Linked DNA regions of Homo sapiens: region 2 is linked to region 1. The links are chromatin contacts, found by Hi-C or POLR2A ChIA-PET in ENCODE. All regions are on one chromosome and are shown on one strand. The core of a region is the stretch at or near the end of the contact, and the rest is flanking DNA. Distances in the headings are between cores, read along the strand shown.

What was found. Hi-C counts contacts between places; a loop is a spot of excess contacts on that map. ChIA-PET counts read pairs that join two places held with the same protein, here RNA polymerase II (POLR2A). Pooled maps may share reads with other maps.
Region 2: a map of Calu3 shows a loop between it and region 1 (2.3-fold over the local background). The contact joins the promoter of CCDC33 here to the promoter of STRA6 in region 1. A Hi-C loop is called at or near these places in 5 of 168 maps with a recorded cell type or tissue (Calu3, DLD1, HCT116 and 2 more) and 4 of 50 pooled maps. POLR2A ChIA-PET finds 5 or more read pairs at or near these places in 14 of 52 experiments (A549, AG04449, AG04450 and 10 more).

What each region holds. Positions count from the first base shown.
Region 1 is chr15:74,200,405-74,205,444 of GRCh38, reverse strand. STRA6 (signaling receptor and transporter of retinol STRA6) reads left to right here and starts at 2,658. Exons shown (of 19, transcript NM_022369.4): 1 at 2,658-2,732; 2 at 3,163-3,290. The coding sequence starts at 3,178. It also overlaps a transcript of CCDC33 not described here. RefSeq lists enhancers at 1-267, 1,753-2,386, 2,328-2,497, 4,797-4,856, 4,290-4,923 and 1 more.
Region 2 is chr15:74,233,480-74,238,519 of GRCh38, reverse strand. It overlaps CCDC33 (coiled-coil domain containing 33), which reads right to left and starts at 2,194. Exons shown (of 19, transcript NM_025055.5): 1 at 1,780-2,194. The coding sequence starts at 1,800. It overlaps LOC105370893 (a long non-coding RNA gene), which reads left to right and starts at 5,015. Exons shown (of 4, transcript XR_932459.3): 1 at 5,015-5,040. RefSeq lists an enhancer at 3,907-4,503.

The DNA of each region.
Region 1 (5,040 bases), core at 1,409-3,908:
GGCATCTCTCCTGCTCCCTCTCTTGCCAAGTGTCCTGCCTGACCCCCCTTCACCTTCCATCACGATTGTGGGTTTCCTGAGGCCCTCCCCAGAAGCTGATGCTGGTGCCGTGCTGCTTCCTGCACAGCCTGCAGAACTGTGAGCCACATAAACCCCCTTTCCTTCTAAGTTACCCAGAGTCAGGTTTTCCTTCACAGCAATGCGAAACAGATGAACACAGTGCCCAACTGGTACCTCCCTCTCTCCCCTCTGGTATCAGCAACACACCACCTTCTCAGTGAGGCCTTCCCTGACCACCTTGTCTCAAACAGCCAACTCCCGTCTCTCTTCTCTTCCCCCACTTCACTTCCCCTCTGGTGTTGTCTCCCCTAAGCCCTACCATACATCAGGTTCCATTTGGTGCAGGCCTTGACTCATCTTGCTCGCTGCCAAACCAGCCTGGGGAAGGCAGAGTTAGGCTTCCTCCAAGGAAGAGGATGGTTTCTTTTCTTTCTTTCTTTCTTTTTTTTTGAGATGGAGTTTGCCTCTTTTGTCCAGGCTGGAGTGCAGTGGCACGATCTTGGCTCACTGCAACCTCTGCCCCCTGGGTTCAAGCGATTCTCCTGCCTCAGCCTCCCTAGTAGCTGGGATTACAGGTGTGCGCCACCACGTCCGGCTAATTTTTTGTATTTTTAGTAGAGATGGGATTTTGCCTTGTTGGCCAGGCTGGGTCTCTAACTCCTGACCTCAGGTGATCCACCTGCCTCGGCCTCCCAAAGTGCTAGGATTACAAGTGTAAGCCACCACACCTGGCCAAAGGGCATGGTTTCTGATAGGCAAGGATGTCTAACCCCTGACACTGCTGCCTTGTAGAGGGAGTGGGCTCCCTGTCTGGAACTGGACTCCAATGGTTGGAGGTGGATTTAAAATCAGATGGGAGTTGGCTGCTCCCTAAGGTAACAGTCTGAGACCCCTGAGCAGGGAAGGGCTTGCTGGCCTCTGGTGTGGGCACGGGGACTCTGGGAAGCCCAGCTGGTGAACCTCAGGGCACAGCAGCCGCCTGTATAGGACAGGCCCACAAATGAATACTGGCCGCCAGAACAAGCAATGGCTTTGCCAAGCTCAATTTCTGAAGTCCCTCTTACCCAAGGGCCAGGCGCTGAGCATCAGGGGAAGGCAGGAGGAGGGGTGGGAGGGATAGAGTCCCGCCCTCCGGGAGCTCACACTCGCGCCTGGAAGGCAAGTTTCCCGCATCCCTGGGATCAGAAGGGCCAGTGTGGGCTCCTCATTACATCAAATAAAGCTCGGGTTCAGCTCTGAGTCAGCAGATGCTGATATCTCTGTGGGATGGTGGAGAGCAACAGAGCCCTCTTCCTGCAAGAAGGGCCATTTGGGAAGAAGGGGGAGGAACTCAGGCTAGCAGGGTGCTCAGCCCCTAATCCTGCCCTGCAGGCTTGGGAATTTGAAAGAGAGCCTCCAGGATTTCAAGCCCTGTCTACTCTGAGACTTCACCCGTGCTGTTTCCTCTGTGGGGAACACACTTTCCCCCACCCCCATCCCCATCCTGAGCCTGCCACCCTCTGCTCAGCGGACTTTCCCCTGCCCTTCAGATCACCACGGAAAGGTTCTTTTCTTCAGGAATCTCCCCCCATCCCCAAATGCTCTTGGACTAAATTTGGTTTCCCATGGTACAGACCAGCTCAACCTGTGATTCCCTTTGTAACCCTCAGACTTTGGAGGGGATTTAGTTATCTGGCTGTGTCCCCGCTGAACTGTCATCTCTCCTGCCTCAGGGCTCAGAACAGTGCTGGCACATAGTGTGTGTTCAATAAATTTAAGTTAAAAGACTAAATGAATAATGTCTTCTTAAAAAAGCTGTTGAATGACTGCCTTAGCTGACAGGGTCCAAGCCGAAGCCCCTTGTAGGGTATTGGAAGGACAGAGACCCTCACAGTTTTAGGGGCCTAAACCTCCACCAGGGACAGTGGCCTGAGAACTGCTTTCTACCTTCTTCTGCCTCTCGCCCCTTCCTCCAGGCTGGGGCAGGGTCCTGCTCCTGGGGAGGGAGAATGCGGAGGAGCCCTCCTCCCTGGCCCAGACCTTCCCTTGCTCACCCTCAACCTCACTCCAGGAGGAGCAGGAGGCAGGCGGGGCTCCTCTTGCCTACCCGTGGGTCTGGTTTGTGTTTAAAGAGCTAATTTCCGCCTTGTGGGGGTGAGTTATCTCCTTGTGAAATCAACTTGTAGGAACAAAAAGGGTTTACCAATGAGACACATGTTGCCTCCTTCATGGAAACCCTAGGAGAAGAAACGGACAGATTCCCCTTCCCTGCCTCCGCCCCAGCCCAGCCCCAGCGGTCCGTCTCACTCGGTTGTTGCTGTAATGCTGGTCTCCTGTCTGTGTGCGGCACTGCAGATGTGGCGGGCAGGGGCTTGGGAGCTCTGGGGCAGGCGCTGAAGGCAGGTATGTGTGTGAAGTCAGGTGCGGGGGTGGGGGTGGCTCCTGGCCACACCCTTGCAGGGCTCAGGCCGCCAATGGTGCTGGGGCCTCCTCCCCCAGGAGGGGGGCTTTGTCAAGGATTATGGTGTATTTCCATCACCGAGGCCCAAAGGGGCCAGAAAGGGGCAGGCTGAGGCTGGGGGAGGGGCTCAAGGGAGCCCAGCTGGGAGGGCCCAGGCAGGCAGTGCGGAGCTGGCCGTGGGCTGCCTACCCTTTCATCTCTGCAACTCCTTCCTCCCTGGGCCTCCCTTCTGGTGTGTCTGTGGGTCTGTCTAGGTGGGCTTGGGAAAGGGGAAGGAAGGGGCGTCTCTTTAGGCAGCTCAGACTGGACAAGCCTTCTTTGAAAATGGTCCTTTGAACACACGCCTGCTGGTGGTTGGTCAGACAGATGCGCCAGCGGGAGCCCCGGGGCCCCAAGGGGACAGCTATCTCTGCAGGACCAGTGCGATGGGCGGGAAGGGAGGAGGGGACACGAGAGGCCCTGTCCTCTTCCCGTGCCAGCTTGCTCAGGCCCTCAGTCCCAGACGGGCTTTTCCCAGAGAGCTAAAAGTAAGAAAGTAACCTTCAGGATTAAAGAGAAATGTTTCTTTGTTTGGGTTTTCCGTCTTTCTTTCTTTTTTTTTCTCTTTTAAGCCTCTTTTCACATCTGTAGTGGCTTTTTTTTTCTCTCGCCTGGGGTCAAAGGAGAAGGGCCAGAGAATGTCGTCCCAGCCAGCAGGGAACCAGACCTCCCCCGGGGCCACAGAGGACTACTCCTATGGCAGCTGGTACATCGATGAGCCCCAGGGGGGCGAGGAGCTCCAGCCAGAGGGGTAAGTGTGGAACCACCCCACCTCACTCTGTCAGCCATCAGAATGGGGTGATGGCAGAGGTTGCAACTGGCCAGGGAGCAGCTCCTGGGCAGGGGCTGCTAGGTCTGGCTCTGCCACTCATTTGCTGTGTGACCTTGGGCAAGTCACAGCCTCTCTGGGGTTCATTCAGTCTCTGCCTCTGTTACATGAGAACAACATCCCTCACCCTGCTGTTAAGACACCTAAGGCTGGTCACCTTAGGTATGATGTGTGACGTGTTAAAAATACAGATGATTCAGATCTGCAGGGATGGCTCCCTGGGTGATTCTGGCCCATAGCCAGGATGGAGAAGCTGCTGAGAGCAGTTGAGGCAAGCAGACCTCCCTTCAAGGGGTTATTGGTCTCTGTGGTGAGCATTTGGGTGTGGTGTTTCCAAGTGTCAAGTTCTCTGGGCAGGCTGGGGGATTCGGGGAAGGCAGAGAACCAAAGGGAGAAAGCCTGGTGAGAAGTCACTGAGGAAACAAGCACCCTTGTTGTCTTTGGATGGTCTCAGAGGATGAGGAGAGCCTATTCCCTTTAGCAGAAGTGCTCAGGCCAGCCCAGGTGAGGGTGGGAGCAGGAAGGCAGCCCGCCCCAGGGTGGCCTGAGAACCCAGCCACAGCTGCTTTGCCTGGGTCCATTCTACCGGGGTTTAGTCTGGGCACCCTGGTGGAGGAGCTGGGCCCCTTCTGTGTCCCCCACCTCCTGCCAGGATGTCTTGCCTGTGTAGGACCCAGAGCCAGTTCTCCCCTGTTGTTCCCAGGCCTGGCCCCATCCCTTATCTCCCTGCTCTGTCTGACGGTTTGGAGAAGTAGAAAGGTGAGGCTGGGGGTTGCCGAGCCAGATGTGTGCACATCTGTTCTCCATCAAAACCTGAAACTTGAGAAGGAAAAATCCTTGCGTGCCTCCCCAGGGGCTGGGGCTGCGGCCTGGCTGGGCTTGGGTCATCCAGCAGGGACAGAGGCTCCACCCAGGCCTCGGGGAAGGAGCTGTTGTTTGGAGGACTCAGGGTTCTGACCACCTGGAAAATAGCCTGCAGTCAGCAAGGGCGTGCTCCCCACTCATCTTGCCTGACTGACCGAGAGCCTGTGGGCTCCACATATCCTGCTGTGTATGTGTGGCCTGCGAGAGACCAGAATGAGGACAGGCCCAGGAACCCATGAGGATGGTTTCTGACCTAGGTGAAGGCTCTAATCTGAAGCTGTGTCCTTGGGAGCCTCAGGGCCTGGGCACTGGCTGGGGGCCAGGTGCCTGTAAATGTAGCTGTGGTCTATAGCTGTTGTCTCAGAATAAAGTTGTGTGTATGTCAGGCACTGGGTGATGGGGAGTCCAGTCCCTCATGTGGGTGACATCTAGAAGATTCAGCTTCTTTCTCCCACTGCAGGGCATGACATCCATAAGAATAAAGAGATTTGTTTGAATCTACTTACTTAGCCAAACCAATTGAGCTGCCTGCCATCCCCCTGCCCTCAAAGTGGGAGCAGAAAATTGGGAGCTCAGGGGAATCCCAAGGAAATGAACTTGGGTTCACCTCTGTCTGTGTGAGTCAGACACCCTGGGGACATGTTGCATCAGAGCTTTGAAGAACTCCGGAGTGCCCAGTGCCCCAGCACTCTCAGGCTGGAGTTGGGGTGGATGAACACTGATGGCAGTGGAGTCAGCCACAGAAATGTCCTAAAATCCAGAACATTCAATGGCTCAAACACCCTCAGTGGCTTCCTGGGGCCTCCCA
Region 2 (5,040 bases), core at 945-3,444, 34 kb before region 1:
AACCTATAAACATTATCCAATTTAAAAAACATGAACTGGGGATTCACAAAAGAAGAAACACAAATATGTATTATATATACATGATGAGCATCCTTTTTTTTTTTTTTTTTGAGATGGAGTTTTGCTCTTTGTTGCTCAGGCTGGAGTGCTGTGGTGCTATCTCGGCTCACTGCAACCTCCGCCTCCTGGGTTCAAGCAATTCTCCTGTCTCAGCCTCCCGAGTAGCTGGGATTACAGGTGCCCGCTACCACGCCTGGTTAATTTTTGTATTTTTAGTACAGACGGGGTTTCACCATGTTGGCCAGACTGGTCTCGAACTTCTGCCTTGGCCTCCCAAAGTGCTGGGATTACAGGAGTGAGACACCAGGCCTGGCCAACGTCCTTTTATTTTTGAGGCAGAATCTCACACTGTTGCCCAGGCTGGAGGGCAGTGGCGTGATCTCGGCTCACTGCAACATCTGCCTCCCAGGTTCAAGCGATTCTCCTGCCTCAGCATCCTGAGTAACTGGGATTACAGACGTGCACCAACACACCCAGCTAATTTTTGTATTTTTAGTAGAGATGGGGTTTCACCATGTTGGCCAGGCTGGTCTCAAACTCCTGCCTCGGCCTCGCCAAGTGCTGGGATTACAGGCGTGAGCCACCACCCCCGGCCATGATGAGCATCCTTATAGGCGATTCTACCCAGCTATCAAAAGCGCTTCTCAAAGCTACTAATCAAAGCAACCTTGGCTCCTCCTCAGGACTCCCACGCACACTCCCCAGATCCCCAAATCCAGCTCTGTGGGGCAGGTGGGGACCAGCTGGCAGCTTAGGGTGCCAGGTCAACCTGGTGACCGGTTCTGAGTGTGTGGCATTACAGAAAGAGGCTTAATGGGGAGGGCAGAGTCTGCAGGGGGTGGGGGGCAGCTGTGGGCAGAGAACATCAGGAACCAGAGACATCAAAATCAAGAGTAATGAAGTGGAAATCACACTAGGGCCTGGGCACCCCCAGCTATTTGGCTTATTCAACCTGAGTGTAACTACAAAGAGGGTATCCCCCATTTGCAAGTATCTGTGTGCCTTTGGTCTCAGCTCCTTCTGCTATCCCTGTGGGTTAACACCATCTAGGGCAGGGGCTCAGCCTTGCTAGTGAGAGGAAGGTAAGGGGTCCCTTACATTCAACTGTTTACATCTCATCACACTGAGATTCTAGTCCCTTCCTGACAGAGCCCTGCTGCTGGGCCACAGCTTTTTATTAAGCACCCACTATGTGCCAGGCACTGTTCTGAGTGCTGGGGATACGGTGATCAACAAAACACACAAAAATCCCTTCTCTTCAGAGACCCAAGCATCTGTGTTCCAGGACAGGGGCCTAGGCCCCAGAAAATCAGGGCCAGGGATTGGAGAGCATGGGGGCAATGGGGGCATCAGGGCTGCCAAGCCAGCAGCCTGGGAATCTCCTGGGAGATCTTGGACAGGGGTAATGAACCATCTCAGTGGGCTCTCAGACTGTGTGACCCCAGCAATAAGAGTGCAGAAACAACCAGGTAAGGGTGGTCAGCATTGACAACACCTGCAAGTACACTGCATTCCAGTTCCCGTGTGGCCCAAGAGTATAGGGCAGCTAACCTGGGAGAGCCACAGAGACCACCTCACTCCCCATTTCACAGCTGTGAAAACTGAGACCCAGGGAAGGGAAGCTTTTGTCATGATTAAGGAGCAAACAAAACTTTGAAGGAAGGACTTTGAAGGAGGGACGGATTCATGCAGGTGCATGGCCCATGCCCCTGGCCTTACCTTTTTGTTTTTCAGTCCCATCCTCTTGAGGCCAGGAGTGTCTGGCCTTGTTTAACAATCTTGGGGATGAGTACTTGGTATCAGTGGGTGATCAGGAATCAGTCCTGCCCAGACAGCTGGCCTGGGCGTCTTGGAGTCCTTATGGGTAGTAGACAGTATGGAGGTCAATGTGGTCTCAGGGGTGCCACACACCAGCCCTGGGGCCTGGATGTGGGGGGAGGGGGAGGGTGGCCAGGTGGGAGCAGGTCCTGGATCTCTCAGCAGCGAGATGGTCTGTGGGTGGAAGGGCCTTGGGGGTTGAGGGCCATGGCCAGCTGGACAGGGTCAGCAATGAGGCAATTGACTCTTGGCACACCTAGGACGGTGGAGAGATGGGGCAGGGGGGCCCTGTCTCTGCCCAGGCCTGGAAAACAATAAGCTCTTCCACCTAGCTGGGTCACCTGGGCAACACTGTGTGATGTCACAGGGCAGGGCCGAAGTCACACAGGCACCTGTCCAGGTGCAGTGAGCTAGAACGCGAAGCCCTTTTCCCTATTCCTGGAGCTGTGTTCCACCTGCCGCCTGGCACTCAGGCCCCACCCTTCCTGCTCTTGGTGCCTCAAGTAGTCTCCACCAACCCTGTGGTGTGGCCAGCCCCATGCTGCTCAAGCTGCAGCAAAAGAGGAAGCAGACACTGCTCTCAAGAGTGTTGCAGCTTGATCGGTAAAACAGCTACTTCTGTTGAAGAATCTACCAGCCATCGTGCCTCTTTGGGTACCTATAGTCTTCCATTTATTTGATAATAATAAACACAAACTTCAAGAGGATGGTTTCTTCTTGGAGGGTGGGTGGGAAGATCGGGGAGAGAAGAGGGTAAGAGCATACATTCTAAACTTTTGGGTTTTTAGATTGGGTGGTCAGTTAATGGAAATTCATTACATTATTGAAAATAAATTATAATTAAACAATTAAAGAAAGCCATGATGGGTCAGTGATGGCACTAGAGTACGAACCAAAGATTATGGTTCAGTTCTGAGCACTGCAAGAAATTATTACAAAGACAAAGAGCATTTGCTGCACGCCAGGCAGGGTCCTAAGTGCTTTTGGTGAGGTGAGATGGCAGAATGAAGAGAGACTAGTCCTTGGCCTGGGGTGGGGGGTTGCTCTATAGAGAGGTGAGGTCTGAACTGGGCTTCGAAGAATGATCAGAAATCCTGGGCTAGAAGAGGAGGGATTTGGGGTACTGGGCAGTGTTCAGAAGTGTTTGGGGGGCCCCTGTGGCCTGCCTCATTTCTACCTATTTTGGGCCCCAAGTTGGAGATTCTTTTAATCTGGCCGAAGAGCAGGACCAGCCTGGCAGCCAGGAGGCAGGAGACTCCGGCTTTGCAGAGGCCTCCCAGCCTCCCTCTCTACCCCCACTCCAGAGAGAGCAGCAGCAAGGATGTGGTTCTCCCCAGTTTAGAGACAGAAAAACTGAGGCTTTGCTTTTGATTAGAACTGAAAGGACCAGCCAAGGTCACCCAGACACTGGTGGGGGATGGTAGTCAGGAACCCCACTCCTAATTTTCTCCCCGTCTAGGCCTGCCAAGAGTGGTACTCCTGGGGCTCTGGGGCTGGGGGCCTGACCAGGAATGGCCTGGCTGTGAGCACTGTGCTTTATCTCCCTTGTGGGCCAACATGTCCCAGCACAGTGTGTATGTGTGGAAAGGTCTCAGTGGCTGCTCCCCCAGTCTCTCTAGAGCGCATCTCCCCCAACCTCTCAGGCCTGCTTAGTCTAGGAGGCTAGGGCAGCAGGTTCAGGGGGTGGGGAGCCATTGCTCCTTCTCTAGCAGCAGGACTGAAGATGCAAGCCAGGTGCCTAGGAAGCAAACTTTAATGAAGCACTCATTCTCAGGGCTGTGCGAGCGCTCCGCTCCCGACACAGAGCCTCACATTTTGTGCCCTGGCCACCTTGCCTGCCTCACTGTGGTCCTTGCCCTGCCCTGCAGCTCTGCCTCAGTCCCCGGGGCTCGGGGCTCTCACCCAGCTACCCTCCTTGGCATCTGAGCTTTCTGCCTCTGCAGCCACGCCCCTGCCATCTTCCTGCCTGGGAAGATAATGCGATTGGGCACTGGTTCCAGGCCGTCTGGCTCCAGGGTGCAAGTGGGCCCTGTGCACTCAGCAGCCACCAGTAGGGCCCTTCTACCTCCTGACTTGCTGGTTGTTCACCTCCCCAGACCAAGGACCCCTGAGACACCAGCTCCTGTGCCTGTCCTAACCTCCCCCGAGAGCTGCTTCCTCCTTGCCTGTGAGAAGGCCTTAGCAGCATGAGCCCAGCTGCTCTACCTTCTCCTCCCCTTCCTCCAGCAAGGTGAGCTCTATATCCCCAGCCCAGAGAAGTGGGCTTGCTCCTCAAATGTCCAGGGGCCAGCCCCAAGCTGTGATGATTCAGGGAGATTCCAGGGTGAGGGAGAGCAGGGAATGATTAATCTCACAGCTAATAGATAACTGTGCCCACCCCCTACCCACAGGAGACAGCACTTGGAGCTATATCACTAGGAGGGGCCAGGGGTTAAATGTGGCCACTAGAGAGCCCATAGTTCTGGGAGGGGCAAGCCCCTGAGGCTGGATCTGGGGCTGGCTCTTGGGGAAGGAGGGATCTTGCTGGCTGGACAGCAAGAAGAATCTGGGTAGACAGATGTGGCTCATAGTCAGCCCTGCTTCCTCATGCCATGTCTGGGGCCTGGAGTCTGAGGAAGCAGCCTGTGAGGACAAACTACCCATGCAATGAGACTCAGGGGAGTGTGTCTGTCTTCCAGAGACGCCCCCGCCTCCTGACTTGGCCTTTCCTTCCCTGTGAGTCCTGTCCCACCCCCACATTTGGGCAGCTGAGTTGGATGAGGTGGGAAATGTAGGCAGTGTGATTTTGTAGCAAATGGCAGCTCAAAGCTGTGTGATCTTGGGCAAAATGTTAACCCTTTCTGAGCTTTGGTTCCCATCCTTATTCAGTGAGGCAATCAGGGCTGCTCTGTGGGCTGAATGAGACCACGCAGGTAAAGCTCTTAACACGGATGGTTATGAGCTCCAGGCATGCTCGCTTTTCCCTGCTAACCAACCTTGGGCTTGGCAAGTTCTCTCTAGTGCAGCTCTGGGTGGCAGTGACTTCAGTTTAAACCCAGCTCAGCACCTTAAGGGGTGGGGTGTGAACTGGCCTCAAGGGGCCCAGTTAGAGCCCTTGTGGAAGCACAGGGCAAAGCCAGCTCTCCAATCTCTCTGCAGAAACTCCTGAGGCTGAGCCTCATA